Linked DNA regions of Homo sapiens: region 1 is linked to region 2. Evidence: chromatin loops called from intact Hi-C (ENCODE). Cell type or tissue: gastrocnemius medialis. All regions are shown on one strand. Links, peaks and the distances in the headings refer to the core of each region. The heading gives the core; the rest is flanking DNA. Region 1 has its middle 21 kb from the start of ELFN1. Region 2 holds the start of LOC105375124 (a long non-coding RNA gene).

What was found. A loop is a pair of places that touch in the nucleus more often than their neighbours do. Peaks named below come from ENCODE experiments on the same cell type or tissue, not always from the same donor. Only the 100,000 strongest peaks of a DNase experiment are listed, where the experiment ranks them.
Region 1: a loop joins it to region 2, with 2.4 times the contacts of the local background. A loop is called at or near these places in 3 of 110 quality-filtered maps.

Annotation. Positions count from the first base shown.
Region 1 is chr7:1,641,547-1,657,253 of GRCh38, forward strand. No RefSeq gene overlaps it. Among named protein-coding and RNA genes, the nearest start is that of ELFN1, 21 kb to the right of the region's middle. RefSeq lists an enhancer at 7,603-8,110. In gastrocnemius medialis, for the core only: no CTCF peak of the experiment used is centred there; DNase peaks (open chromatin) are centred at 6,875 and 7,282; H3K4me3 peaks cover 393 bases; H3K27ac peaks cover 3,445 bases.
Region 2 is chr7:1,717,923-1,733,629 of GRCh38, forward strand. All of the region lies in intron 3 of ELFN1 (extracellular leucine rich repeat and fibronectin type III domain containing 1), which reads left to right. LOC105375124 (a long non-coding RNA gene) reads right to left here and starts at 8,458. Exons shown (of 4, transcript XR_001745057.2): 1 at 6,826-8,458; 2 at 6,056-6,183; 3 at 5,318-5,661; 4 at 3,102-3,884. LOC124901819 reads right to left here and starts at 2,463. Exons shown (of 4, transcript XM_047421176.1): 1 at 2,339-2,463; 2 at 990-1,513; 3 at 449-571; 4 at 217-303. The coding sequence starts at 2,463. The coding sequence ends at 251. RefSeq lists enhancers at 6,749-7,335, 14,991-15,492. In gastrocnemius medialis, for the core only: no CTCF peak of the experiment used is centred there; DNase peaks (open chromatin) are centred at 7,539 and 8,475; H3K27ac peaks cover 1,741 bases.

The sequences.
Region 1 (15,707 bases), core at 2,811-10,810, 77 kb before region 2:
GCACAGTGCTACCCCCTTCTCCCGCCCCCCAGCTCTTTCCATCGCATTGCCATGGTTGACTTACTTCACTGTCTGAAATCCGTTCTTCCCTCCCCCTCTCTCTCCCTAATTTGCTAAAATGTCGGTTCCACGAGGCCAGGGTTCTGTGCCCTTTCCTGTTGATCCTGGTACAAGAGCCCCGGCCACAGGGCAGGCTCACGGCAAGGCTGTCAGACAGAAGAAGCCGATTTCACCAGCTTCCCGGAGGGGCCAGGGGATGGTCCTGCCTGAGCCTGGGTTCCATTCTTTGGTCCTCTGTGAGTGGCCTCACCAACTGTATCCCAGCCTCTGTTTTCTCATCTGTGAAAGGGGGACAGCTTCCCATGGTGGAGGGAGGTGATGTGCTTTGTAAAACCCCAAGCCCCCCGAGGAGCCTGGATTTGGCGTGCTACCCTGTCCCCCTGCTGTTCTCCCCACATAGACCCCCTGCCCCAGCCGGAATGGCACCCGGAGCTCCAGCGTCAGCCGTGGACATGGTGGGGGTCCCGCTTCCTGCCGAGACCCAGCCCTTACTGCCCTTCTCAAGTCAGGCAGGAACAAGGGGGTGAGGGGACTTTCCTGGGCCATGCAGGAGTGAGAGGCCCCAGGTGGATCCCCACCCCCCACCCTGGAAGAACAGGCATGGCGAGAGGGAACCCCAGACAGTAACACCCCTTCCTCTCCGCAGAAGCCCCTATGGGACGGGCCCTGGGTGCAGCGTCTGCCCTAGCAGACCTGCCCCTGCTCCCACGCGGATACGGGCTTGCTGTGTGACTGTGGGTGTGGCCTTCTCTCTGGGCCTCAGTTTCCCTTCTCTCATCCCAAGGTTGCATTCCATGGGCCCGGGAGCCTTTTTTGGACAGACGCCGTGGTGTGACTCCAGCTGAGCTGCCCCCTTGGCCAGGGCCACCAGAGGCAGCCCCCTGCCTCCAGATCAAGAGCCCACCCACCCTCACGGGTGGCCAGGAGCTGGCCCCTGGCCTGTGGGCCGGCCTGGCTGCCTTGGTCATGGCAGGAAGGATCCATCACTGCTGCCTGATGGATGATCTGAGCCGCCTCCTGCCCGCGCCCCGTGCTGTTTCAGCTGCAGAAAAATGTTTATCACTCGGCACAGCAGCGACCCTCCCTCCCTGCCTGCCTCCCTCCCTGCCTGCCTCCCTCCCTCCCTCCCTCCCTCCCTCCTTCCTTCCCTCCCTCCCTCCCTCCTTCCTTCCCTCCCTCCCTCCCTCCCTCCCTCCCTCCCATGCTACGGACTCCCGGCAGACATCAGGAGGCTTTCCGGGGCTATTTTCATGATTTTAATTTTCTATTCCCCATCTCCTCTCTTCCCCCTTATTACATTTTGGGCTTTTTTGGGCTTCTGGAATGAGCATACGTTTTCCTGGTGATATTTTTTAATAAAAACCATCATTTATGATTATTTTTCTTCCCCGCTTGCTGTCAGCCTCCCCATTGGATTTCATATGAACACGGCTTCCCGCCTGCTTTGCCTCCGAGGGCCTCCCTCTGGCCCCAGGACCCTCCTGTGTCCCTGCCCCAGCCAGCGCTGCTGCCTTCTGCTGACCACGGCTGCCGGTCTTCTGGGCTTTTCTGTTCTGTCCTTCAGATGGGTCTCACCTGCACACTTTTCCTTCCTTCCTCCCTCCCTCCCTCCTTCCTTCCTTCCTTCCTTCCTTCATTCCTTCCTTCCTTCCTTTCATCAGAGTCTCACTCTGTCATCCAGGCTGGGGTACAGTGGCACAATCACAGCTCACTGCAGCCTTGAACTCCCAGGCTCAAGTGATCCTCCCACCTCAGCCTCCTGAGTAGCTGGACTACAGGTGTGCGCCACCACACCTGGCTAACTTTTTGAAGAATTTTTTGTAGAGATGGGGTCTTGCTACATTGCCCAGGCTGGTCTTAAATTCCTGGGCTCAAGCAATCCACCCTCCTCACCTCCCAAAGCACGGGGACTATAGGCGTGTACCACTGTACCCTGCACACCTTTCTTGGTTGCAGTGCACAGAAGGGGCTGGGGACTCAGAGGGAATGGGGCTGCCCTGCAGGCCATGGGGTTCAGCACCCTGTGCCCCCCCACCCCAGACCTGTGGGTTCTGCAAAGCTCCTCACAAGCCAACGGGCTGCCAAGATCATCAAGGAGAGAGGTTTCCAAAAAGACCCCCGTCCTCAAACGCTACCTAAACTGTCGACATTACTCAGTGAAACAGAAGCTGGCCCACCACCGTCTACAGCGAGACTTGGGCAGGTCCTTTCTTCTAGGTTTCCCTGTCTTTATTTGTTTATTGGAGGTGGGGTCTCACTCTGTTGCCCAGGCTGGAGTGCAGTGTTGCAATCATGGCTCACTGCAGCCTTGACCTCCTGGGTTCAAGCGATCCTCCCACCCCAGCCCCTCAAAGTGCTGGGACTGCAGGTGTGAGCCACCACATCGGGCATCCCCATCTTTAAATGGAAGCTAACTTCAGGTTATGATCCTTCCTTCATTCAGCAAACACTGAGGGCCTACTGTGTGCCACACACCTGTCCCAGGGCAGGAACCAGCTCAGATGTAACTCTACCTACCTGCACGTCAGAATCTGTCCACACAGGCTGGGCATGGTGGCCCACACCTGTAATCCCAGCACTTTGGGAGGCCGAGGCGGGCAGATCACCTGAGGTCAGGAGTTCCAAACCAACCTGGCCAACATGCTGAAACTCCGTCTCTACTAAAAATACAAAAATTACCCAGACGTGGTGGCGCACACCTGTAATCCCAGCTACTTGGGAGGCTGAGTCAGGAAAATCGCTTGAACCTGGAAGGCGGAGATGGCAGTGAGCCGAGATCACGCCACTGCACTTCAGCTTGGGCAACAGAGTAAAACTGTGTCCAAAAAAAAAAAAAAATCTGTCCCCACGCTTACAGATGACAGAATGGAGCCCTGGGCTTCTCCATGAAGTTCCTGTGTGACCTAGGGCAAGGCACTGCCATCTCTGAGCCATCCTCGCTTTCCATCTCTGTGAAAGGAAAAGGCTTGGACACGGAGCTGCCCCGCCTCTGACTGGACGTCCCTTCCCCACCCAGCGCCAGAGGATCTTGTGATCCAAGCAGTTGCAACCTCGCCGGGCTCCTGCGGCTCCCGCCAGTGGACCCAAGAAAAGCCAGGCCTGTCTGAGGTCCAGGCATGGTGACCCCAGGTTACCCAGGGTGCTGGAGCCCTCTTCCGTGGCAGGGAGAGGCCACGTGCTCCTTCCTGCTCTGGTTCCACCCTCACTGGCCCCTGGTCCCCGCCTGTTTGAGGAGATCCTGAGGGGGCTGCCGGGAGGACTGGTTCCAACGCTCAGGGCCTCCGCCTGGACTCTGGCCTGCAGGCTTGAGGAGGGAGAGGCCTGTCCTCCCTCACTGCCACTTCTCCCTTATCAGTAGTAGGAGAGGTTACTATGAATATTCATATGGCTCACATGAATATTTATGAGAACACTGCGCCGGGTCTATCTTCTCGCCCTTGGGTCCCTCCATAGCTTGCTAACTCGCTGCACCCACGGGTCTCTGTTGACCCTTGTACTCGAGCCAGCGAGGCGGCTTTCCCTCCACCGACAGAGGTCTGCCCGGCAGCCCCAGGGCTCCCTCACCCCAGGACACCCCTGGGTGGGAATCGTCCCTGGCCCAGGGCTTGGCAGGTGTAGGCCCTGTCTCAGGTCTGACCCCACCTCCTGTGTAAGGGGGAGCCCCTCACCCGGCCTCAGTTTCCCTTCTGACCTCCACAGGTCCTTTTGGCCCTGAAAGGGTTTGGCCAGGCTGATGGGCTCCGGGAACAGCACGTTCTCTCTGATTCTTCTTTCCAATGCTCCATTGTGTGGGGACAAAGCCGAGAAGCTCCGGTTCCCCAGGGGTGTGCCAGGCCAAGACTTCAGGTTACCTAGCACAGGGAACCAGAGGGGCCTCTGGTCAGGTGTCCCCGCTGGCCTCCGGGCCCACAGCCAGGGGCTGCTTGGTCAGCCGTTCCCTGGCACAGGCCAAACCGAGGTGAGCTGGGAGCACTCGGGGCAGGCAGGGGCTGCAGGGGTGGCAGGGGAAGCATTCAGACCCCAAAGCTCAAGGGTGGAGGGTGAGTGGGACCTCCGTGCCCCGGGACGTGCTGTCTGGAGGAAGTCACGCTCCACTGCTCCTGGTGGCGCGATCTTGGACAGGTCACGCTTCTCTGTGCCTTGGTGTTGCTCTCTGCCGTGCCTTCCCCAGGTGTGTTCAAGGTGGGGCCACCCTTGGCAAATGTGGATGCTCTGTGTGGGGGACCCCCCACTCTGAGGGCATTTGGCCATTTGTCCAGAGTGGACCCAGCTGGGGGAGCAGTGACACCACCATGGAACCCAAAGCTTTGAGACTGCAGGGAGGCCAGGCCCTGCCTCTGCCCCAGAACGGCTCCAGGTTACACAGACCACGCGGGGCCTTCCTCCCCCTGGGGGAGCGAGACGTCCCTCCTGCTCTCTGCTGATTTTTGTTTTTTCTTTTGAGACAGAGTCTCACTCTGTTGCCCAGGCTGGAGTGCAGTGGCACCATCTCAGCTCCCTGCAGCCTCTGCCTCCCAGGTTCAAGCGATTACCCTGCCTCAGCCTCCTGAGTAGCTGGGACCACAGGCGCCTGCTACCACACCAGGCTAATTTGTGTATTTTTTAGTAGAGGTGGGGTTTCACCAGGTTGGCCAGGCTGGTCTCGAACTCCTGACCTCAGGTGATCCATCTACCTCAGCCGCTCAAAGTGCTGGGATTTCAGGCATGAGCCACTGTGCCCAGCCCTTTTTTTTTTTTCTTTTTTTTTTAAGCTGGGACTACAGGTGCATGCCACCATGCCCAGTTAATTTTATATCTTTTTGTAGAGGCAGTGTCTTGCCGTGTGCCCAGGCTGCTCTCAAACTCCTAGGCTCAAGTGATGGCCTCCTAAAGCACTGGATGACAGGCGTGAGCCACCACGCCGGGCCTCTCTGCATATCCGATTCTCACTGGGCTTGTGAGCCGTGGGCATGCTGGGTCCCCCTCCCTTCCTGGGTGCCCAGCCTCCCCTCCCCAGGGGATGGACCCTCCTCCAGGGAAGCCAGGGGCCCTTCCTCAGGGATCCATAGACTGGCTGCAATTTTCAAGGAGTGTAAGCCCTGCCCAGCGCCTTCCAGAGAGTTCCAAGACCCTGGGACCCCTGGGGTCATCTTCTCCCGAGGTCTCCTCTCCACTGAAGCATGACTATGATCTGGGAGCCTTACTGAGTCTCTGGATTCTGGGGGCCACGGTGTGAGATCTGATTCCTCCCTTGCAAGTTAGCAAATTAGAGGCTGTGGGAAGTCCTGATCTCTCCACCCGAGCTTCCCAAACAGACGCTGGCCCCTCTCCTTTGGTGCTTGGCTCTGACCTCAGCGGTGGAAGTTCAGAGGGCTCCAGCGCTCGCCCAAGGTCACAGAGCCAGCGAGTGGGGCTCCAGCTGGGGTCTGGGCCCACCTCACTCACAGCCTGAGCTTACAGCCACCATCCGGGGTGGAGGACAGATGGAGGTCCCTCGCACCGGGGCTTTCTGCACGGGCTGACCCCAGCGAGCTTCGTAGCTCGGGCCCAGCCTGCTGGTGTCGTTTGCCTAAATGTGTTCAACCTCGTCTTCCCATGAGACCGACACGGCCACCGCCAACATCTGCGGGGACAATGACAGAGGAATGCCTAATGAGGGCCCGGCGTGGCCCCGCCACGGAGCGCAGGCTGGGACAGATGGTCTATCATTACCCATTTTTATTAATTACTGCTCCCCGTGCTGCGATTGGCTCCAACGGCTCAGGCACGTTGGACGCGCTGTGGCCGCAGCTATTCTGGAAGGAAGAAACGGCCCTTCATTTAGCACAGCGTGCCTTTCCTCCCAGCTTCCTCAGAGGCCACAGGCATTTTTGGCTCAGCGAGGTCCCTGGGGAACTAGGCTGTGCGGAGGGAGGAGTGTGCAGCTGCCACCTGACTGATGAGAAGGGGCGGAGGGGCTGGTGCGGGGAGAGGCAGAGAGCCCCTGTGACTCCAGCCTGGAGCGAGGCCCTGCGGGGAGACCCGGGACCTCTGCAGACCTGGCCCAGACCACATCTGCATCCCACAGGCTTGGGCCGTTGGCCTCAGGGAAACTTGGGGCCCGCGGACCCCGCTGCTGCCACGGAGTTTGTGCCTTACCTGGGTTTGTGCTCGTGGGCGTTGATCTGGGTTGAGGGCCGCAGCCTCGCTCCTGTTTATAGACACTCGGGGTCCCAGCCCAATCTGCCCCAGGGGCTCCCTGAGGCTCTGGGGTCCTACAGACCTGGGTCAGAAGCCCCACACGGGCTCCAGCTTGCAGGGATGCTGGGTGAGTCCCTCCCTGCCTGTGGGCTTTGCACTCCTGCCTGCAGAATGGGGGTGCAGAAGCACCTCCTCATCAAATGCTCAGGTGGCTTGAGTGAGCCGATGCCCAGGGCCTGCCCGCCTTGGGGGATGCCCAGGACACCCACACTGCCATCCAAGTTTGGCTTTGGGCGAGTTCCCAGCTGCCTGCAGCTCTGTCTCCTCTCCGAGAGGCGGTCATGTTCTGCCTGCCCTCCAAAACAAAGGGGATGGAAATGCGTTGGGGTGAGAAGGACCTACCCGGTCAGACCGTCCAGGCTGGGCGAGGACCAGGACGGAGGGCTGGGGCGCCCTGTGAGGTGCTGTGTCTCCCTGCCTGCCAGGACGCCGAGTTCCCCACTGACCGGCCTTCGTATGGGCCCGTTAGCATGGGAGATAATGGGACGTGAAGCACGAGGTTTCTAGTCAATACAGAGGAGCTGGGAGGCTTTTTATATCTTGTTCTGTCACCCTGGCCAGGCGTTTTATCTGCTGCCTGCTTGACAGCCTGTCACAGAGCCAGGCCCTGCCGGAGTCCTGGCCCAGCCTGTCCCGGGGAGGGGGGTGGCGGGGAGGCTGCCTGCGGAGCGGAGCCGGCAGAGCCCTGAGCAGCGCCTGCAAGAGGAGCTCCCGTTGCGGGACCAAGCGAGCCCTTGGCCCAGCTCCACAGCAGGCTGCACCCCCGGAGCCCCCAGCGTGGAGTCAGGAAGGCCCCATCTGTGTGAGTCTGCTCTGACCACAGTAATACACCCCACAGACCAGGCAGCTTACACTACAGGAATTTATCGTCTCCCATTCTGGAGGCTGGAAGTCCGAGATCAAGGTACGGGCAGGGCTGCCTTCTCCTGAATCCTCAGCCCGTGGCTTGCAGATGGCATCATCTCCCTGTGTCCTCACCGGGCTGTCCCTCTGTGCGTGTCTGTCCTGATCTCCTCTTCTTACAAGGACACCCGTCTGATTGGATTAGGACCCACCCGTATGACCTCATCTCGTCTTAGTCACGTCTTCAAAGGCCCCGTCTCCAAACACAGCCCCATTCTGAGGTCCTGGGGGTCCAGGCTTCAGCATTTGAGCTTCGGGGGCACCAAGCAGCCCGTAACACCCCCCTCTTCCTGGGAAGTCCTCTTCCTGGCACCTCCTGACCCTTCCCGAGTGACTCAGGGCAGACCCCTTCCGCTCCCAGCCTCCATGACCTGCAAGGATGGTGTGACGATGGGCCAGGATCATCAGGGTCATTTATCTGCCAGCTTGAAATGCTGCACTTATGGGAGCCTGCAGGTGACGGGAAGGGTGGAGAAGGGGCCGGGCCCCGCAGAATGTCTGCGGCATGGACGCTGGAGCCCAACGCCTGTGCCTGGCCCCCAGCTGTGCCACATACGGGCCATGTGACCATCAGCAAGTTATATGACCTCCCTGGATCTCACGTCCTCATTTGGCAAACAGGGATAGTCGTGATCCCTCCCTTAGGGCCGGTGCTTGGAAAGAATGAACGAACATGGGTAAGGTGTGCCTGGTGAGCGCTGTCTGGGCTGAAGGAGGAGTTTGAGAAGGCGGCTTTATGAAGGGAGGTGGCCGGGCGCGGTGGCTCACGCCTGTAATCCCAGCACTCTGGGAGGCCAAGGCGGGTGGACCACTCGAGGTCAGGAGTTCGAGACCATCCTGGCCAAAATGACGAAACCCTGTCTGTACTAAAAATACAAAAATTAGCCGGGCATGGTGGTGCATACCTATAATCCCAGCTATTCAGGAGGCTGAGGCATGAAACGTGGAGGTTGTAGTGAGCCGAGATCGCACCACTGCACTCCAGCCTGGGCGAGAGAGTGAGACCCCATCTCACACACAAAAAAAGGGGAGATTATTTGGGGTGGAGTGGGCCTCAAACCCTGGGGAAACATTTGTGCTAAGTTCCATGGGCAGCTTTGGGGATTTGCTCCACAAGGACTCCCGAGAGATCAGTGTCCGCAGGGTGACACCGGTGGCTGGGTGACCAGGAGAGGTAGAGGGGAGATGGGGCCTTTGCTGAGACCCTGTGGAGGTGATGAGGTTGGAGGAGAGGCCATGTGGAGGAGACCAGCTAAGAGCAAGGAGGGGACGGCCTCAGGGACCACACTGTCTGGTGCAGTGAGGGGCGCTCATCCCTCCCCGGCACACAGCCCGGTGAGTAAATTTTGGTGCACAAAGCCAGCAGCTGCCACAGCTGGGCAGTAGTGAGCTCCCTGGCGTTGGAGGAAATCAAGCACATCCTGATGCTCACTGAGTGGGGAGACTTGATGGGAGAAACAGGAAGACCAGCATCATGGAGGGGTGGATTTTATTCTTATCAAAAGCAGTGGGGGGAGTTTCGAGTCCTGGGAAGAAGCACTGGAGGAGATGGCTTTTGGAGTCCAGGGATGGATCCCCAGTAGCTGCCCCATTTTCTGCATGAATTCGTGCTTTCATGGAGGCCCAGGGGCCGGGCAGCACAAGTCAGGCTGTGGGCTCAGGGTCCACACACCAGCAACCCTGGAGGAAGTGATTTCTCTGGAGTCAGCTTCTGGTGGGATCTGAGGTTTGCAGCCGTCGATCTGGCCTCAGAGCTGAACCTCTGCCCTGCAGAGGCACCGAATGCCCACCGAGGGGCGGCTTTCAGGGCCAGCGTGCCCCGAGCCAGGCAGATGAGGCTGGTTAGGAATGGAGGCCACTGTCATTTACTGCCTCTGACCCTAGGGATCAGGCCAGAACCAGGGAGCTCCTGCCAAGGAGACGGACATGGAGGTGCCGGCTCCCCTCCCGGAGGAAGCCTGATCGATCCCCGCTGCCGCAGAGCCCTGCAGAGCTCCTACTTAGGCCTGGTTGTCCATCACGATGCGGGCTTGGAGCGAGTGGCCTTCCCATGGGAGACGCAGGGGAAGGCCCGCTGCAGGAGAAGGGGAACTGAAGTAGGGGCCGGGGCTGGGCCAGTCCACTTGGCAAGGACGTGGCTTGCAGGGGGTGCTGAGACCTTGGCCTTTTGCCAAAGCACCCCGCTCCCTGGAGCCACTTGCCCACCCCTCCCCCAGGCTGGTTCGGCCCCAGCCAGGTAGGTCCAAAGTCCTGTGCTGCCGGAGTGGAGTCTAATAAGCCCCTCCTGGCAAGGGGCTCACCACCAAGGCACCCCACGATGACGGCTCAGGAAGTGGGCCCACGGACAGGTGCCTGAAAAAGCCCAGGACCCCTAAGCTGAGGCTGAAGGACAGAGGCGTGGGAGAAGCCAGCCAAGGCTCGGGAGGGCACCCCAGGCGGAGGCACCAGCATGAGTCAAGGCCCGGAGGGGAGCGCTAGATACAGCCCTGGGTCCTCAGGCCGAGGATGGGGACTTTTTCTGAGAACATGAGGGTTTCCAGATTGGAATGTTGGAAGGCTGGGCTCCAGTCACAGCCTGAGGGAGGCTTGATTGGAGCAGGCAGGAATGGAGGCCCAGAGAATCTTGCACGGTGAAGCGGGCGGAGCCAGGCAGCTGCCACCCCAGGCACACACGGGCACACACCTCCTCCTCCCCCTCCCATGTTCTCTAGACCTGCCCCAGGCTTCTCCGAGCGGTGACCAGGCCCCTGGGGAGGGGCTGAAATCTGGAGGCGGGCATGGTGTTCCCAGAGAACATGGTGGGGTGGGGACTTACGCTCAGTGAACCCACGTTTCTAAATGCCAAATCTACTCTAAACTCCAAAGGGGGTTGGAGTTCTTGTCTCTGCAGAAGGGCAGATCAGGGAACTATTCAGGGGGAGGGGGGGCAGAACCTAGAGGCCAATTCATTGTCCAGGTTGAGTCAGGAACCCTGGGGTAGGCCCAGCTTTGGGAGGACAGAGGACCTTGGGGTGGCAGGAGAAGGGAGGGTCAAAAGTGCATCAAGGGGTAAGGCCAACCCATGTAGCCTCAGAGAACTGAGATGGGGACTCGGAACCTGAGGTCTGCCCCGAGCAGGAGGTCCTGGGCAACTGCAGTCTTGCCCTTGGGTGGGGGAGGCCCTGCCCAAAAGATGGGGTGGAGAGAGTGAGGGGAGCGCCCCCATCAGGGGTCGGACTTTTCCCTGAAACTTGACTCTCGATGCTTTTCTAAGTGATTAAAAGTCCCCCTAACCAACAATACCCATGTCAAACAACGCCTCCTCCAGGAAGCCACCCTGGGTTGCCTGGGATGGAGATCAGCTCCCTCTTGGTATTTGTGGCACCAGCTTGCTGTGGGGAATATTAGTGCCCAGGCTGGGTGATCTTAGGCAAAGGACTTGACATCTCTGAGCCTCAATACCACCTGACTGTCAAAGGACTAATAAAGTCAAGCTCCAGGGCTGGTGAAGGAACTGAGACGGGGATTATCATGAGCTAAACTGTGTCCCCCAAAGGACACGCTGATGTCCTATCCCCAGTATGTGACCTTATTTGGAGACATGGTCTTTACAGAGGTGATTAAGTTAAAATGTTCTGGGGTGGGCCCTGATCCAGTGTGCCTGGTGTTCTTATGAAGAGGGAACATTTCAGCCGGGTGTGGTGGCACATGCCTGTGGTCCCAGCTACTGAGGAGGCTGAGAGGCAGGAGGATCACTTGAGCCCAGGAGGTGGAGGCTGCAGTGAGCTGTGATCGCACCACTGCACTCCAGCCTGGATAACAGAGCAAGACCTTGTTCCTCCAACCTCCAATTTTTTTTTTTTTTTTTTTTTGAGGCAGAATCCCTCTGTCGCCCAGGCTGGACCGCAGTGTCATGATTTTGCCTCACTGCAACATCTGTCTCCCGGGTTCAAGCGATTCTTCTGCCTCAGCCTCCCGAGCAGCTGGGATTACAGGCACCTGCCACCGCACGCAGCTAATTTTTGTATTTTTAGTAGAGATGGGGTTTCACCATGTTGGCCAGGCTGGTCTCTAAATCCTTACCTCAGGTGATCTGCCCGCTTCAGCCTCCCAAAGTGCTGGGATTACAGGCATGAGCCATTACACCTGGCCTCGATTATTTTTTTTTTTTTTTTTTTTTTGAGACGGAGTCTCGCTCTGTCTCCCAGGCCGGACTGCGGACTGCAGTGGCGCAATCTCGGCTCACTGCAAGCTCCGCTTCCCGGGTTCACGCCATTCTCCTGCCTCAGCCTCCCGAGTAGCTGGGACTACAGGCGCCCGCCACCGCGCCCGGCTAATTTTTTGTATTTTTAGTAGAGACGGGGTTTCACCTTGTTAGCCAGGATGGTCTCGATCTCCTGACCTCATGATCCACCCGCCTCGGCCTCCCAAAGTGCTGGGATTACAGGCGTGAGCCACCGCGCCCGGCCAATTATTTTTTTAAAGGAGGAAATTTGTGCACAGACAGACGTGTACAGAGGAAAGACATCCCTGTGACTGAGTGACGTGTCTTCCAGCCACGGAGCACCAAGGCTTGCTCAGGGATGCTGGAAGAGGCAGGAAGGATCCTCCCCAAGAGCTATGAGAGGGAGCGCGGCCCTGCCAATCCCTTGATTTTGGACTTTGGGCCTCCAGAGCTGCGAAAGAGCAGACACCTGTTGTCTTAAGCCCCCCAACGTGTGGCAATGTGTTATGGTGGCCCCAGGACGCAGATACAGGGACAGATGTGGGCTCCCTGCAGAAATGCTATGAGCTCCTTGTGGTGTTACCCCAGCAGCCCCTGTCACCTGCCCCTGTCTGTGTGCCCTGAAGTCAGACTCACGGCACCTTGTTGGCCCAGCCCCAGGTGCTCCATGTAGATGCTGATAGGTGATGGAGGAAAGAAATAGGGTGATCACACATGCACGCATATACATGTGTGGACAAGCATGCAGGCATGCACACAGGCACATGTGCACATACATGCAGGCACATGCACACAAGGGCACGTACATGTGTACACACATGCAGGAATTCACACACACACACAGGAACACAGGCACATGCATGTGCACAAGCATGCAGGCATGTTCACATAGGCACACACATACGTACATGCAGGCACACACACAAGGGCACATGCATGTGTGCACAGACAGACATGCTCACATATATACATGCGCAGGTGCACAAGACGTGCACACAGGCAGACATGCTCACATATACACACATACACAGGTGCACACAGGTACATACTGTGCACACAAGCAGATATGCTCACATACGCACAGGTGCACAAGACATACTTGTGAACACACATGCAGACATGCTCACATACTCATACATGCACAGGCACACACAGGTACATACGTGTGCACATAGAGACATGTTCACACGCATGCACACAGGCACACACACACTTGCAGTATGTGCGTGGACACAGGCCCAGATTAGCACCCTGCTAGAGATGGAGACCAGCCCCCACGCAGACCCCGCCCTGCCTGCCCATCCAGCTCCTGGAGCCAGCGGGCGTCTGCGCCCCAGTGTTTGGCTGCAGTGAGTCAGGCCTTGGGGAGCAATGCGCCATGCTCAGCTCTGGGAGCGGGCCAGGGCACTGGTCCTGGGGCTAAGGCCCAGCGTGTACAGGCTGTTTGCTGAGGGCGTGCTTTGAGGAAGAGCATACCCGGGTTCCAAAGCGCCTACAGTGAACATCTACTGTGTACAAAAGTGACAGTGATGATGAGACCAGCCTGATCCCCGAGGGGCTCACAGAGGGAAGCCGGGGAGGAGGGAAGACAAGTCCTGAGGCCCCACTTCATCATAACAGCAGGAGGGGTGCACTGAGCTCAAGGCCACGTTCACAGGTGGCTGCTGACAGTGCCTCCATCTCCACCCAGGGACCCCACAGCGTGGAGGCTGAGGCCCCTCTACCATTTCCTTACCACTCCTAGACATCACGGGTCTCTCCCTCCAAGTGAAACATCCTGGCGGTTGAAACTTGTTTTAAGAAATAAGATACCTCCGGGCGCAGTCCACGTAGGAGCCTGCAAAATGTCACTCCTGTTATCTTCTCATTTAGCCCTATTTCAGTCTGAATAAAGCAGAATGAATCACAGGGGACCAGGTGAGCAGAGCCCGAGGCCTGGGCCATTTGCCTTCATCACTGAGGAGGCCGTCTGCACCCCAGCCTTCAGCATGCAGGGGGAGCGAAGGGGGTGCCCAGCCTCGCCCCGCCCAGCGCACCCCTGCAGCAGCCCGGGAGGGCAGGCCGTGGCTCCTGGGAACACGGCGCCCAGCTGCAATCCACATTGCTGCTAGTGAATATGGACAATTCAGAGACATGAAATAAGGCAGACAGAGAAAAAGCATCGGTGACTCTGCCAGGCTACATATGTGTGTGCGTGTCTGCATATATATACACACACGTGTATACGCACACACAGAGCCACACATCACTCAACGACAGGGACACGTTCTGAGAAATACATGGTTCCGTGATTTTGTCATCGCGCGTACATCCTAGAGTGACTCACACGAACGCAGATGGCGGAGCCTACCCCACGCCTGGGCCTCGCGGTACAGCCTGTGGCTCCGGGGCTACACACCCGCACGGCAGGTGACTGCACTGAACACTGTAGGCAGCTGCAACACAAGGACAAGTCTTTGTGTTTCTAAACACATCTAAACTCAGAGAAGGTGCAGTAAAAATAGGGTATTATACTCTTCTGGGACCACCATTGCAAATGTGGTCCATTGGTTACCAAAGTGTCTGTGTGTTGTGTGTATACATACGTAATTTTTCTTTTTCTTTCTCTCCCTCCTTCCCTCCCTCCCTCTTTTCCTTTGTTTTAAAATTTTTTTTTTATAAATTTGGAATTCTTCTTACTAGGCTCCCTAATTTGCAATTTATTTGTTTTTAGGGTTTTTTTTTTTTTTTTTTTTTTTTTTGAGACAGAGGCTGGAGTGCAGTGGTGCAATCTCAGTTCACTGCAACCTCCACCTTCTGGGTTCAAGCGATTCTCCTGCCTCAGCCTCCCAAGTGGCTGAGGTAACCAGCCCAGTAACCAGGTGCTCGCCACCACGCCTGGTTAATTTTGTATATTTAGTAGAGATGGGATTTCACCATTTTGGCCAGGCTGGTCTTGAACTCCTGACCTCAAGTGATCCGCCTGCCTCGGCCTCCCAAAGTGCTGGGATTACAAAGTACTGGGATCACAGGCGTGAGCCATCGCATCCAGCCCCAGTTTGCAATTTATAATCTGCTGTCTCCTCACCTAATGTTAGATCCCATGGCTTGTCTCTGACACAAGACGCCAACGAAGATCGGCATTTCTGCAACCTCTGGCTTCCAGGAAGGCTGCCTCCCTCCCCAACTTCCTCTGATCATCGTGCGGCTGAGGAACAGATGGGGAACCAGGTGCACAGAGAGGTATGGCCACCTTCACGGGGTCACACAGGTGAGCAGCTGCGGAGGCCAGAGCTGAGGCCACCAGGGAGCTCCTTGGGTGTCCAAAGGCTTAAAAAATTCTGGTTGCCTTCCTCAGGCTGAGAAATGATATGGTGGGTGATGCAGATGAGGGTCCAGGGTGCCTGCCCTGGGGAGCATGATGAGCAGATGGCGGTGCAGCCACACGTGGAGGACTCAGCTCCCAGAGCAATAAAGGGACACCTACGCCATGCATGAGGCTGGGAGACTGTGCAGGGGGAAGAAGTCACTCGCCAGGAGCCCAGGTGTGTGGAATTCTGGAACAGACTAGATCTACCCTGGACTAACCTGGACTGGAACTAACAGACTAGAACTAACTAGAACGAATTCTAGAACTAACCTACGGTGGAAAACATCAGAATGGCAGTGGCTTCTGGGGGCCAGAGGTAGGAAGGCACTGGGCAGGGGTATGCAGCAACATTTTGGGGGCATTGTCTTTTTTATTTTTCAGAGGAAGGGTCTTGCTCTGTTGCCCAGGCTGGAGTGCAGTGGCTCAATCATGGCTCACTGCAGTCTTGACCTCCTGGGTTCAAGCCATCCTCCCACCTCAGCCTCCTGAATAGCTGGGACCACAGGCATGTGCTGCTACACCTGGCTCATTTTTTTATTTTTGTAGAGATGGGGCCTCCCTGCATTGCCCAGGCTGGTCTTCAACTCCTGGGCTCCAGTGATCCTCCCACCTCTGCCTCCCAAAGTGTTGGAATTATAGGCGTGAGCCACCGCACCCGGCCTGATGTCTGTCTCTTGATAAGGGTTTGGGCTGCAGAAGTGGTCCGTTAGTCAGAGCATTCAGTGGCTCCTTCAGAGTTATACATTTCATGGTATGTGAATTTTACTCAAAGCAATAAAAAATCTGAAACGAATATTGAACTCTAGATCATGACATGCAGTCGGCCGGTTAAGGGGGAGAGAGTACTGGTGCCTGCAACTTGGAAAGAGATTGATTATGGGTGGGCAGAGGGACAGAGAAACAAGATGAAGCGGGTCTAGCGAAACGTCAGTTGTGGAATAACAGGTGATAGCATCTGGGTGCTCACTGTGA
Region 2 (15,707 bases), core at 3,398-11,397:
CTGAGCGAGAAGCCTCTCATCTGTATTAGGTAGGACAAGCTGTTGAAGAACGGTAGTTTAAATAAGATAGAAGTTTATTTCTCTTTCACAAACAGCCAGAAGTCAGTGGCCCAGGGCTGGTAGGGTGGCTCTGTCACCATCACCTGCAGTTTCCATGTCTGGAACCAAAGTGGCTGCTCCCGCTCCCACCATCACATCTGCATCCCAGCTGTCAAGGGGCATGCATGCCCATTCCTTTTAAGGGAGTCGTTCACCAGTGGAACACTTCAACTCCACTCACGTCCCGTTGGCTAGAATGTGGTCCTACGTGCAAGGGAAGCTAGAAATGTAGTATTTAGGTGGGTCCAGCTTAAATTTGGAGTTCAATTAGTAAAGGAGGAAGAGGAGAATAGGGACCAACAAAAGGTCTTGGCCACTCATTCCTCTGGACACCCTGGGGCCGCAGTACCTTGTGGGAAGAAGGGAGAGTGGGTCACCCTCAGCGGGCCTGACTGGAGAATGGGAAGTAGCATTGGGGGTGACTGACCTATCCACAGGCCCTCTCCTTGGTCCTGGCCGAAAGCCTTTCTTGCTAAAAGTTGAAATATGAGGAAATCATTAGCATGCTTTGAATGCAAAGGGTGCCCAGAGAGACACCGACCATGTAACTTAGTGTCCAAACCAGAGCACTTCTGAGAGTACAAAGAGGTGGCGTTTGCAGTGACATCGGGACAGTAGGGCGGACCAGGATGTGCGGTCACCCCACCTGGAGACTCTCCCATCTGTGTTCTGGCTGGGGAAGCTGAGGTCCTCGGTCACACTCAAGTTAATGATGGAGCCACTCTAGGACTCCAGAAGGGCCCCCTCCCTGGCCGTGTTGGTTCAGATTGTTCAGATTCCCTCTCGCCCATTGATTGGTTTGTGGACCTCAGCTGTGACCTCTCTGGCATCCTATCCTGGACAGAAGGGTCTTGGGCCTCTGCCCTCATTTCTCTTCCTGAGAATCTCACCTCCGCGGAGCCACACTCCAGGGGTTCTTAGGATGGGATGCACAGGAGGCTGGAAACGTGAGCTTCCTCTTTTTTTGCCCCCAAGAGTGTCTGGGACCAGCCCGGAGCTGTCCAGGGGCCTGAGTGCCTGAATCACATCTGGGGTTGAATGAGTGCCTCCATCTCCACCCCCAGGGGTTACCAACAGGGCCCCGCCCACCAACAGGACCCCGCCCACCAACAGGACCCAAGCCACCAACAGGGCCCCGCCCACCAACAGGGCCCCGCCCACCAACAGGACCCAAGCCACCAACAGGGCCCCGCCCACCAACAGGACCCAAGCCACCAACAGGGCCCCGCCCACCAACAGGACCCAAGCCACCAACAGGGCCCCGCCCACCAACAGGGCCCCGCCCACCAACAGGACCCAAGCCACCAACAGGGCCCCGCCCACCAACAGGGCCCCGCCCACCAACAGGACCCAAGCCACCAACAGGGCCTCGCCCACCAACAGGGCCCCGCCCACCAACAGGACCGGCTCTGGGCTAGGCAGCCCCGTCTAATTCCCGCTTCCGCAGACAGGGCCCTCTGGACACACCCACCCCTGGAGACCCCTGTGTCTTAGACATGGCCCTGTTGTTCCCCAAGCCTCCCAGCCCCCGCAGTGCCCTCCCTCCCTACCTCAACCGACAGAAGGAGGAGCCGAGTTTGGATGGGGCCACAGACTCTGATTCTGTGAGGACACTGCCCTTTCCAGATCTGTTGGCAGACCTTTGGCATCTTCTTGAAAACCAAAGACACAACAGGGCCCAGAGGAATCTCCCCAAATGGTGGGGTTCGAAGCACTGGGATCAGGCCAGGAGCAAATGGCTAGGAGGTGGGGGGCCTCCCCTACCATCACCTCTGCAAACCCTTCCCCACCATCACCTCTGCAAACCCTCCCCCAACACCGCCTCTGCAAACCCTAGCCCCAGCCACTGGCACTCAGGCAGGGGCCTCCCCCACCATCACCTCTGCAAACCCTCCCCCACCATCACCTCTGCAAGCTCCAGCCCCAGCCACTGGCACTCAGGTGGGGGCCTCCCCCACCATCACCTCTGCAAACCCTCCCCCACCATCTCCTCTGCAAACCCCAGCCCCAGCCACCCGGCATTCCGTGTCCTGGGTTCCCCTTTCTCAGCCCAGAAATAAGACTCAGCTGACAGCATTCTGGCACAGTGTCCTTTGCGAGCCTGATGCTGCCTGGAGATGTCCCAGCCAGACACCTCTCCTTTTAAACCCCACCCTCTGCCCATTTTCCCTGTCCCAGGGAAGCCACTATCCTTGCACTCAGGCCCAGGCTGGATGGAGTCCACGGCCTCTGCCCTTACTCCAGTGGGAAGACGAAGATGGGAACAGCCGGTGGGCAGACGTCTCCACAGTGGGCCCCAGGCTTCCTCTGCCTGCCCTTGATTTTCCCAGAGGCCTGCTGGCTCACGCCTGCCAGGAGGCCCATACAGCTGCGGGCAAGGGGCAGCCAGCTATGCCCCAACAAGCCTCAGGAATGGGTCCCCAGCCTCCACCCAGGCACAGCAGAGAACACCGAGGCCATGAGCCAGGGAACCAGCGTGCAGGTTTGTGGCATGAATGAATGGAAAACCGCCTTCAATAACCGGGCCCCATCTAACCAGGCAGGTGGTAGACCAGATGGCTCTTTGCGCCAGCTTGTGTGCCAAGAACCTCAGCAGGTTGTGATGCCTTTCTGAGCTCCTTAAAAGCTCCTTCCTATTCCAGTGCATCTCAGGCCCTGGAGACCACCTCTCTCCCCTTCCGGTGGTGGGATCCCTTCCTCCCCCCAGCACCCCCCACCCCCCGCACCTAGTACTTGGATCTCTCTTCCACAGTGTAAGCTCTTACTTTTATTATGTAACATAGAACATCACTGTATTATCGTCTGAAGTAACGATTACTAAATAGTGAGCATTAACTCAAACTCAGACCTTGCATGCTCCGCTGGTACAGAGGCAGCCCCACACCCATCCTGCCTGGGCCCAGGTCCCAGCTGTGTCCCTTACCAACGTGTCCCTTGCACTCTCTCTGTGCCTCAGTTTCCTCTTCTGGAAAATGAGAATGATCAGAAGACTTTCCACGTCATGGTATTTCTATGTGTTTAATAACATGTTTAAATAAACACGTGTCAGCACTTGCAAAATTAAACATTGGATAAAACCTGTCTGGCATTACTGTAATGAGCTCTCTCATCCCTGTGAGGTAGCTGAGAGGCACAGAAAGATTTAGCAACTTGCACTGGGGGAGGGAGAGCCGGTGGGAGGCAGTTACATGGCTGATCACTCACTCACCCTCCTCCTGGCTGCCCAACCAGGCCTGATGTTTTCAGGGAGCTACAGGGGTGTCACCTTGGAGAGGGATGACCTCACTGTGTAACTCAGGGAAAATCCCTTTCCCTCTCAGGGCCTAAGTGTGTGAGTGCAAGCTCTCAGGGGGCAGAGGCCAATATTGGGAGCGTCTCTTGATGTGACTCCAGGCACGCTGGAAGGCACACACAAGGCAGCGAACTTGCTGGACAGTGCATCTGCCCTGTGCCATGCCCTAGCGTGGCGTCTGGCACATAGTAGGTGCTTTAAACGCCTTGTCGGCTGGAAGAAGAACAGCTGGGGCCTTAAAGCCATCAGCCTGTGAGATGAAGGTTCAGCTTCTCACGGGCACCATTTGCATGCAGGGCATCGAGTTACGCACCTGCCAAGCCCACCACACTCAGTCCATCGGGTGTTTCCTCAGTGCCCAGAGGAAGCCGGGCCTGTCAGGGTCGAGGAGGGTGTTCTGAGGGAGGGACTGCACCCAAAACCATCGCTCACGATCTGCTGTCCAGGAGTTTTTGAAGCCAATCAGTACCCCTGCCCATGGCAGAGGGAGGTCCTGGAAGGGAACGAGAAGGCCCAAGCTCAAGTCTCCCTCGGTCCCCTGTGATTCTGTGACACTCCCTTCCCCTCTCTGGTCTTCAGTGATTGTATCTGTGCCATGGGAGCTTTTGTGTGACTCACTGCCAGAGGCCCCTGGCTTACGGCTCCCAGAACATTCTGGGGTGTGTACATCCCATCCTTTACTACAACAGGTGCGAAGTGGACGGTCTTCTGCGCAGCCCTGGGAATGGCTGACCTGGTCAGGGGCCCGGGTGGCCCAGGCCTGGTCCTTGGGACTAGAGAAACAGTGCTTAGACCAGACAGGTTGTCTAGCTGGAGAAGTGGGCACATTAACAAGTACAGGTGCTTGGCCCTACCTAGACTTACCAAATCAGGACCCCAGAGTTACGTCTTGGAAGCCTCTTTTTCTAAAGTTCATGAGTCATCCTCACAGCTAGCCCAATTTAGGAGCCACTTTTTTTTTTTTTTTTTTTGAGATGGAGTCTCACTCTGTCACCCAGGCTGGGGTGCAGTGGCGCGATCTCGGCTCACTGCAACCTCCGCCTCCTGGATTCAAGCGATTCTCCTGCCTCAGCCTCTCAAGTAGTTGGGATTACAGGTGCCTGCCACCACGCCTGGCTAATTTTTTTATATTTTTAGTAGAGACAGGATTTCACCATATGGGTCAGGCTGGTCTCGAACTCCTGACCTCTGGTGATCCACCCCCCGCTCAGCCTCCCAAACTGCTGGGATTACAGGTGTGAGCCACCGCGCCTGGGCAGGAGCCACTTTTTCAGTCCAACTTCCACTCCAGTACTTTAATACCGTCTCTGGTGTCCTGCCTCTCCTTGTATACCTCCACTAATGGGGAGCTTAGTTTTATATGGCAGCCCATTGCTTTCTAAAACATTTTAAAATTGATTATAAAATATTTAAGATGTCTCAAATATCTAAGAAATCCCTTATAAATATTTTAAAGTTATAAAATATTTAATACAATCAATGACCTAAGGAGTAATACAATGAATACCTAAATACCCACCCCTTCCCAGCTTAGTCCCTGTGCAATGAAAGCTTCCCCTTCTAGATCCTTTATCCCTCTTTCTCTTTAAAAATTTTTTTGGCTGGGTGCGGTGGCTCACGCCTGTAATCCCAGCACTCTGGGAGGCCAAGGTGGGCAGATCACATGAGGTCAGGAGTTCAAAACCAGCCTGGCCAACATGGTGAAACCCCATCTCTACTAAAAATACAAAATTAGCCAGGTGTGATGGCAGGTGCCTATAATCCCAGCTACTCGGGAGGCTGAGGCAGGAGAATCACTTGAACCCAGGAGTTGGAAGTTGCAGTGAGCCAAGATCGCACCACTGCACTCCAGCCTGGGTGACAAGAGTGAAACTCCATCTCAAAAAAAATTTTTTTTCATAGTGGTCAAATATACATAAAATTCACCATCTTAAGCATTTCAGCACGCGGTTCAGTGGTGTTCAGTGGATTTGCGGTGTTGTGCGACAGACCTCCACAACGTTATCGTGACACATTTTGTATACTTTGACCATATTTGTACAAACGCCTATGTAATACGCTTTTGCAGGCTCTGACGCTTTGGATATGGCGTGTGGTACAGCAGGTATCTTGGAGAGCTTGCTTGTTGGCTGGGAGGCGTATTTGTGAGTGGGATCCACTCTGTGCACATGGCTCTGTGGTTCCTTCTTTTTCACTGCTGCATAGTACTCCATCGGGCCCACGCCTCACAAGGTTCTGGTCCACTCTCTCATGGACATCTGGTGTCTGCCCTGTCACCATTATAAACAATGCTGTTATGAACATCTTTGGGCAGCTCTCCCAGCTTCTCCAGGGCTGTGCCCCGGCCTGGGGCTTGGGCTCGTGGGCCACGAGCATCTTTGCCTTGGTGAGATGTTGCCTAGTTGTTTTCCAGCACTGTGTACTGGGTCCTGCTGTCATTGTCAGGCATGGAGAAGTCTCTGGGAGGATGAGGAGTGGCCACATGCAGTGCCTGCACGGGGTTGGGGAGCCTTCTGCTATAGGCAGCTCTGCAAGTTGCAGTGCACCTGACGCCCCTGCCCTCAGCCAGACACCCCATCTCCTCCCACTTTTTTTTGGATGAGCTGACGTTGTGTCCCCTCCCATTGAGGCCACTCATTCACCCGGAAACATGCCCACGCTGACCTGTGAGCCACGTGGGATGTGGTTAGTCACAGGGGCTATGGGGCCAGGCTGCCTTGGCTTAGGCCCCGGCCCCACCACTTAGTTGCCGTGGGAACTCAGGCAAGTTCACGAACATGTCTGCCCCTCGTCTGTAAAATGGAAATAACAGCACAGACGTCACAGGGTTACCATAAGTATCCAACATGTTAATATATGCAGAGTTTCTAGCACAGTGCCTGGCGCGTGGTAGGTGCAATGTCAGCATGAGCTTTTGTGATCTCCCTGGAGGTCTGAAACCAAACCCTTCATCGTGGCTAAGCAGTGCTGGGCAGAACCAGATCACCTCCTCTATTCTACCTAACAGATCTCTATTAAGTCAGCCCGCGTTGCCTTCTCAGGTGACCGTGTTTACCCTTGAACTTGCTCTTGGTCTTCCTGTTCCCTGAGGTGCCGTGCGGCCCCACCTCCCTGCTGGCTGGCTACGTGGGTGTGAGTTTTGCCCTGTGTGACTTGTGGAGATGAATTTGACCCTCAATCAGTCCAGCAGGAGGGAAGGCTTGGATCTTGGTCCTGGCCCTCCTGCAAACTCTCAAATTTCGCCCAAACTGCTGCTCCCAGGTAGAACCAGGTGAGGACAGAGCTTGTGACCCCCACCCGGACCCCCTTTGGGGAACCCCCGCCCTTTGAGGGACTCAAGCATAAGTGATCACTGACCACAGCCTTGCCAGAGCCCGGGGCCCCATGAACGCGACTCCCCCCAGGGCCTGTCACAGAGGCCGGGTGTGTCTCACCTGATTCTTCTCCGTGGATTCGCAGGTTCACGGCCACCACTGCCCCTTCCTCAAGGTCAAGGTTACCTGTGCCTCACACCCACCTCCCGTCCTGCACCCCTGGCACCCCTTTTGGCCTGTGTCAGCCTCTTTGCCAACTTCTGAGGGCATCATCATCTTCATCGCCTTACCTCACAATGGACACTGGCCCTGCCCTGATGTGAGGTGCTAGCCCCCTCCCCACCATGCCGGGCATGGCCCTGGCGAGGCCCCTGTGGGGAGGGGCACAGCCCAGGAGGCAGAACAAGGTGTCACAGCCCAGCCCTGCACCCCAGAGGGTGGTTCTGTCCCTGAGCAAGGTTGGGCTGGGGATCAAAAAGGGGTCTCCCAGAAGTGGGGCAGAGGCCAGGATTAGGGAGGGGAAGCAGGTGACCCTGAGACCCCAAAACCTGGTGGGTGCAGGCAGTTTGGCCCACAGCAGGGGCCAGGCACTGTCTTTAGGGAAGAAGGAACCCAGGGAATAGGCCGATGATTCCCAGAGGGAGGCTGCCCGGCCAGAATCCCGCCCACAGCTGGTGCTGGGGCTCCTGGCAGCTGGCGGGGGCCCTGGTGGTGTGGAGAGGAGAGGAGACAGTGGGACGGGACAGGGCGCAGGCGAGGCCGGTGACAGGTGCGTGTGTCTGCCAGGTCGGTGCAGCCTTAGAGAGGCGGGAGCGAGACAGACGGGAGGGAGGGAGGGCAGCAGGTGTGAGGCAGAGCGGGGGTGGGGTGGGAGCAGAACACAGGCCTCCCTCCCGGGCCGGCTGCCTCTCATTGACTAAGTCACTCCTGAGAGGGTGCACTCACACCCCAGTTGGGTGGTTTCCAGTGTTGTCGGCTTCACCGAAAATGGAATGTCCTCTGGCTGCCCCAGCTGTCGGACGCCCGCCTGCTGTGAGGCAGTAATTAGACGCTCCTGTGTGTAACACATGTGTGCACGTCTGTGTGTGCACGTCGGGAAAGGGTGGGGCGGGGCAAGTGGTAGACCCATGGCTGGAGGGGCCAGAGAACATGCCCACACATGCGCACACACACAGTACACATTCACACAAAAGTCACACTCAGACACACATAATACACACTCAAAATAACACACAGTACACACTCGCACAAAAATCACACACAAATACACACTCACACAAAAATCACACACAACACACCCTCGCACTCACAAATACACACGCACAAAAGTCACACAATACACAAAAATCACACACACATAGTACAGTCTTACCCCAAATCACACTCACACGCAAATACACAACTTGCGCAAAAATCACACTCACACACAATACACACACACACAATACACACACAAAAATCACACTCATACACACGCACTATTCTCTCCCAGGGCCTAGTGGGTCTTCGGCTGGAGAACGCAGGGCTCCAAGGTCCGCACCCGCCACGGTCCTGACCCCTCCTTGCCCTGTGGCCACCGCACCCAAGCTCTGTCCCGGCCACTATGCTGGGATGGGGACATGAGCCACTGTGGGTCTCTGGGTGGTGCTCCCACCCCAAGCCGAGAGCCGCAGCCCTGCCTGCACCGTGCCTCTCCAAACCCTGTCAGTTCTTCCTCACCTTGGCCCTTTGAAGCCTAAATGAGAAGATCTATTTATAGCAGTCAGCATATGGACCCTGCCAAATGTGCCCGCTCAGACATATGCTGGCGGCACGCTCAGCCCAACACCACGCCAAGTCCCTCCCCAAGGCCAAGCTGGCCCAGCTCCCCCGAGGCCTCACGCCCACCAGAGTGTGCTCCCCGGGGTCCCTGGATCCCCTGGGGTGTGGCAGCTGCTGCAGAGGGGACCCAGGCCTCCAGGGAGAGCTAGCCAGCCACTCGCTTCTAGCCCAGGCTCTGTCCAGGGAGGGCCCCCAAGTCCCTTCTCCCTCTACCTCCTGGATACAGACAGGTGAGCAGGTGGGAGGTGACAGCCAGAGGCACGGCAAGGGTGTCACCCTGAGAAGAGGGGAGGGGCCGTCGTCCCAGCCTCAGGTGGGACATGAGCCCAGCTGTTACCCGTAGGGCCCACAGGCGGGCTGGGATGCCTCCTCCACCAGAACTCGCCCCTGCACGTCCCGATTCTTCCGTAGGGGACCCATGTCTGCTGAGACAGGAGCCGGGCTGGGTTCTTCCCATCATTTGTCCTTTTGTTTAGTCCTCTGAGGGTCGTTTTACAGGCACAAAGATTGAAGCCCAGGGTGGGTGGGCTACTTACTCAGGGGCACACAGCAGCAGGCAACAGGATCGGTGTCCAGCATCGGGGTCGGGCTGTGGGATTCCATCACGCGTGTTCTCTTCAGCACTCATAGCCTCTGTGATCCATGAAGACAGCAACCCTGTTCCGTCCATCTTGGTTCCTTCCCTGCCCACACCCAAGCACTCAATAAATACCAAGTGAATGAATGATTGTGAGAATGAAGAATGAATGAGCACACGAGGGGGGTGGAGATGGTGAGTGTGAGTCCCCAAGCTTCAGCCAGGCCTCTCCACCATGCAGTCTTGCTCTTCTCCCTGGGGTAGCTAGAAATGATGAGACAAGGTCTTTTATTCTGATGGGGTTATCTCCTGAGGCTTTTATTCTGGTGGGGGTATCTCTTGAAGCTCAGCTGTTTCCAGAGGCCAAGAAACTAGGGCTGAATCCTCCCTTTTCTCTTTTCCATGAGAGGGGCAGGGAAAGGAACTAAGTCTTGGGACCTTCAGTAGTGGGGTGCCCCTGTGGTCAGTCCTGGGCTGCCCTAGAAGGGTAGCCCCAAGCTGTCTCCCCAGCCCCACTCAAGGGGCCTCCCTTCATTTCCTCATTCAATTCGAGGACTCCACTCCCTTCCAATATTCTGTCTGCCTGGATGCTTTGGCCTTATCCAGTAGTCTTTTTTTGGTCACCCAGGGTGGCATGCAATGGTGTGATCATGGCTCACTGTAGCCTCCACCTCCTGGGCTCAAGGAATCCTCCTGCCTCAGCCTCCCAAGCAGGTGAGACTACAGGCATGTATCACCATGCCCAGCTGATTTCTTATTTTTTGCATAGATGGGGTCTTGCTTTGTTGCCCAGTCGGATCTTGAACTCCTGGATTCAAGCAATCCTCCCACCTTGCCCTCCCAAAGCTCCAGGATTACAGGGGTGAGCCACTGTGCCTCACCTCCCCTAGTCCTTATTTGCAGCCTGTTGGACTTTTGAATGCCCAGGGAATGGGCCTTCTCTCCACCCTGTGTGCAGGGGAGCGGTTTGAGAGAGGCCGAGAGGTCCAAGCACCACCCCTTTGCATGGGCGGTTTTCTGTCCAGAGCCATTGAGAGGCAGGGCCGGACTTGGATCCCAGACCTTCCTGCTCCACCCAGGGGCCTCTCTTTTTGCCTCTCCTGCTCCAGGTTGCGAGGACAGGCTTTCCCTTAGGGCGCCAAACGGGTGAGAACAGAAGGTCTCCCCCAGGACCTGTGGTCTGCACTGTAGCCCTGGGAGTGACTCCTGCTCCCCATCCCCCTGCCACTGCAGTAGCCCCTGTGGAGGGAGCCCAGCCCCGGCCTGCACCCTTCCCAGAGGCTCACTGACTAACAAGGGGCAGCCTCTTTCAGACCAACCGCATTCTGCGGCCTTTCAGCTGTAATTAATGTTTGCTGTGTTATTAGAGAGATTCTTGATAGGCTCTGAGATGCGGAGGGTTTGCAGAGCTGGCTGGGCGAGCAGAAGCCAGCTGCTGCCAACAGGCACCCAGTCCTCTTCACTCAGGGTCCTGGCCACCTTCCCTCACAGAAAGCCACTGCCCCAGCGCTCAGGGTCCCCTGGTTCGGAGGCACCTCCTGGGCTTTGCTCAGACCCCCCACCTTTCCTTCTGTCCATGCAAATCCCACCGATGGCTTTTGGACCACTTCACGCCCCAGGCAGCACACAGCACATGCGTTTTCTCACGTTCCCCCCTCCAGGAACCCCAGGGTGATGTTAGTATTTTCAGTTTTCAGAGGAGAGAAAACAGAGGCTGGGAAAGACCCAGAGTTTTGTGAGTATCAGGAACTGAGTGGGAGGATCCAGCTCCACCCGGGTCCCAGCTCCTGTCGGGGAAGGGGAGTTTCACACCAGCTCCTCCGTGTGTCCAGCGTGTTCACAAACACCATCGCATCTCACTGTCGTGATGGTCCTGTTCATCATCTCATGATGTCCATCATCTCATGATGGCTATCAGTGGCCCCATTTGTCAGAAAGGTAAACTGAGGCTCAAAGAACTTAAGGACATTCTGCAAATCACCCAGCTGGGGAGCAGCCGGCTGCTCAGGAGGCAAACTCAGCTTAAAGCCCAGCTCCTCCTGCCCCGCGGAGCTGCCACTGCCAGCTTCCTCTGGCCCTCACACCACACAGGGCCCCTCTGCTCAACTCACTGCCAGGAGCCCTCCAATTCTCCAGTGGATTCTTAGAGCCAGAGCTTGGCCCCCTGTGGTGGATGGGGAACGTGAGCTTGGAGGAGGCCTGGGGCTCCCCACCCACTCCCTCTTACTTGAGGACTTGGGTTTGGTGTGAGTCAGTGATCCTCCACTGTCCCACAAAGTCCTGCACCCCGGGGCTCAGGGCCAGCTTCTTTTGCTCAGGGTTCTTGGGTCAGGCACTGGGAAGGGCTCAGCAGGGCGGTTCACCTCTGCTCAGCAGCGGCTCCTTCACTCCCAAGCCAGTGCCATGGCCCTAGCCTCTCAGTCTCGATGGGACCACACCCCCCACCACCCAGGCCTCACAGCAGGGTGCTGGGAAAGTCGCTTTTCTCACCTGGTGGCTGCTTCTAGGACACAGGAGGCAGGGTGGCCGGCCTAGCTAGGGGCTGTGCCCAGGACGGACACGGCTTCGCTTCTACCAGCGCCTTGGTTAAGGCTGTCTCAGGCCAGCCCAGATTCAGGCGTGCTGAGCTAGACCCTGTGTCTCAGCAGGGGGTGTCAAGGTCTCTGCAGACTCCAGGTGGGAGGTAGAGACGCAGCTGTCTTTTGCAGACAGGGTCGGCCCTAGTAGTCCTGCCTTGAGCCCCTATTTACTTCCTGCGTCTGTTCCTTTTCTCCTATGTTAGAACAGCCGTCCCGAAGGGGCTGAGATTGCAGTTTATTCATTTTGTATTGTCTGTGCCCTCCCCTCTCAAATGCCTACTGGGATGTCCATCTGTCAGCACGGATGCCGAGGCACGTAGACCAGCAGGCCCCAGGAGGTGGGCGGGGGTGGTCTCACAGGCCTAGCCTCAAGGGCAGGGAGCTGGGGTCACCCTCCAAGGCCCTCGGCAGCCCCACCCGGGGACCAGCCCCTCCCAGATGCCATCTCCGAATCCGCCACGTCGGATGCCTTCCAGGCGGTCATGAGCTCTCCCAGAGGAGGCTTCTCTATCGTTCACCCTGCTTTGAGCTGACCCTGAATCGTGAAAATCTGGAAAGCACAGAAGACAAATGAGGCGTGACATTTCACTTGAGAAAATGATCATTCACTTTACAAAGCAGTGTGTGGTGTTTGCCTGCAGGACTTTCCGGAACACATCCACTGGGGAGGGGGGCCAAGCCTACAGAGCCAGGGGCTTCCAGCAGCAACACTGTTTGATGAGCTGGAGGAGGAAGCCAGGACAGCCTCAAACCCCAAACCAGCCAAGACCCTGCAGGAAATGAAACCCCACCCTGATCTCACCCGTGAATATTGGATCAAAAAGCCTCAAAGACACTCAAGGAAATCCAATTCCACAGAATATCACAGAGATAAGAATCGGCCATGATTATGTAGAAGTTATACAAAAAATTCAAAGTTGGCTTAATATTAGATAAATCTATTAATAAACTACACAGTGTCCACAGGTCAGCTGGAATGCACATTCATAATGACGAAAGGCATTTGATAAAATCCAGTGCCAATTTCGGATTTTAAAGTAACTGCTAGAAATAGAACCAGAAACACACGTCTTTATCGAAGTCAAGAATCTGTCTCAGTTCAACAGCCAGAATCATTCTAGGTGATGAGATTTTTTAATGATTCCCATTCAGAAACTTATATTAAAAAACAGCAATGCTTTCATCATTGTCCAGAAATTCTGGACATAGCAATAAGACATGAAACAGAATTAAATGGGATGTCTACAGGGAAGAATTGTAATTATTTGCTGACAAAATGATTCAAGATCTTAGAAACCCAAGAGAAGCAACTGAGAAAAAAAATGACTTAATATAAAAATTTAATACGAAGGTGCTGGGCTGGAAATCAAACCAACATATACAAATCAATAACTTTTCTCTGAACTAACAACAGCTAGTCGAGACACATAATTAAATAAACGGTCCCCACTTACAACGGCACCAATAAAACAACAAAACCCTCCCAATTCCCAGGAATGAATCGACAAGAGAAATTTAGGATCATTATGAAAAACTCTCTAAAGTTATCCTGAGAGATATCAAAGAAAACAAGAGTGGTGAGATGTGCCGTGTTGGAATATTACCCGAAAGTCTTTCCAGAATTAATTCACAGGTTTACCACCATCCATCAACAGGCTCGCAGCGAGTTTTACAAAGCGAGATAAAATCATTCTAAAAGTTCATCTGAATGAATATTCAAATGGCAAGACTAAAGAAACGCAGAAAAGGGAGAATGATGAAGGATGTCTTTCCTGCCAGGTATGGAAGCTTTTTATAGAGTTATGGTGATTGATATTGTGCTGAAATTGGTAAAAGAAGAGAGGGGAGGTGTTATCAATAGAAATAGGAGAAATGGTCCCACACAGAGGCCTCATGAGAGGGTGACCATATGACAATTTATTGCCCCAAATGGGATACTTTTAGAGTGACAAGAGGATGTATTCACCATTATACGGGGAAACAGACATGCACAGGGCCCATCCCAGGAAAACCGTGACATATGCCGATTTCGGATTGCCTTCCTTTATTTATTTATATATTTTTTGAGACGGAGTCTCGCTCTGTCGCCCAGGCTGGGGTGCAGTGGTGCGATCTCAGCTCACTGCAATCTCCGCAGGAGAATCAAACGATTCTCCTGTCTCAGCCTCCTGAGTAGCTGGGATTACAGGCCCCCACCACCACGCCTGGCTAATTTTTGTATTTTTAGTAGAGACGGGGTTTTGCCATGTTGGCCAGGCTGGTCTGGAACTCCTGAGCTCAGGTGATCTGTCCGCCTCGGCCTCCCAAAGTGCTGGGATTATAAGCATGAGCCAGGTGCCTGGCCTGGTTGCCTTCCGTTATAGGCAGCTATGGAGTTAATATTTCCCTGAATTCATTCAGCATGCACTGCCTACTCAGTGCCTGGAAAGGAAACCCCAGCTCCAGCCCTACCTGCCCCGAGCTTTCGGTGCAGAAGGTGGACTCTAGGTGGAGATAGATGGGAATCAGAGCCTGGCAGCGTGGGGTCACAGCGGAGCAAGCACAGGCAGCCCCGGTTACAGAGGGGAGGTTCCAGCCCCAATCTGGGGGCTGAACAGAGAAGCCCACTGAGTGGGGGAACATTGGGGTGCTGGGAGGGGTTCACGTCCCAGGCAGAGGAAACAGCATGTCAGCAAAAATGCAAGAAGTCCAGGCGAATCACAGCCTCAAATGGCAAAATGAGAGCTGAGAGACAGCAAGGACCCTCACTGATGCCCAGTCAGCCCCTTTAAGAAGTGCGGACTCTCTCCAGGGTACTGGGGAGCCACGTAAGGTTGCAGGGGGTAGGAGGAGAGGCAGGAGATGCTCCAGCCTGGGTGGAGATGGAGCACCAGAAATCAGCCCGAGGGAATAGATTACTCAACATAGTGTCAGGGCAATTTGTTGCCTATTTGGGGGAAGGGAGAAAATCAATTTTGATCCTTCTTTACACCAGAAAAATAGTCTGCAGGTGGATTGACAGTTAAATGTAAGAATTCAAACAGTAAAGAGGTTGGTAGACAGAGGCGGGTGTCCTGTCTCAGGATGGCATGGAGTTCCCCGAGCCGCAAAGCAGGGGAAGGCCATGTCGGTGGGGAGAAATATGCCCCACGGAGCTGATGACAAGCAAGTCAAAAGCAAGCATCTCCAGGCTGTGGCAGTAGCTTTGTCTGCAGAAACCTCTTTCCTGGGAAGTGAGCTCAAGCCACAGTGGGGACGGCGCTGAACAAGCTTCGGGGAAAGGCTGTGTGATGAGGTCAAGAGACATCTCATTTTTCTTTTCTTTTTTCTTTTTTGAGACAGAATCTCACTCTGTCACCCAGGCTGGAGTGCAGTGGCACAATGTCAGTTCACTGCAAGCTCTGCCTCCTGGGTTCAAGCGATTCTCCTGCCTCAGCCTTCCGAGTAGCTGGGATTACAGGCACCTGCCACCACGCCCGGCTAATTTTTGTATTTTTAGTAGAGATGGGGTTTCACCATGTTGGCCAGGCTGTTCTAGAATTCCTGGCCACAAGTGATCCACCCACCTCGGCTTCCCAAAATGCTGAGATTATAGGTGTGAGCCACCGCACCCAGCCCACATTTTTATTTTCACAGCTCAGCCAGATCCAGCTGAGGTTCCTTGGCAGCCGGGACACCAGTCCCCGGGACACGCAGTGCCCGACAGGTGGCCTTGGGGAGTGGAAATGGTGTGACCGTGTGAGCGAGGGCTGGTGGCCGGGGAAGCCTCCAGAGGGAGTGACAGGCCTCTCGGGTGCTGATGGGCGTGGGGACAGCAAATCCCTTCCCTGTCCTCTTGAGGCAGGAGGAGCCCTGGGCGGTAGGACAGTAATTGTCTCGTGGTGTTATGTCAGCATCCCTGGGGTTATGATAGAACTTTCTAGTAACAGACAGGAGATAGCACCCCTTCCGACTGTGGAAACATCCTGGTCACTGAGCAAACCGGGCTGGGCCACTCCCTGCCTGGGGCGGCCGCATCCCAGCCCCGTCCCAGCCCATCTTCCGTT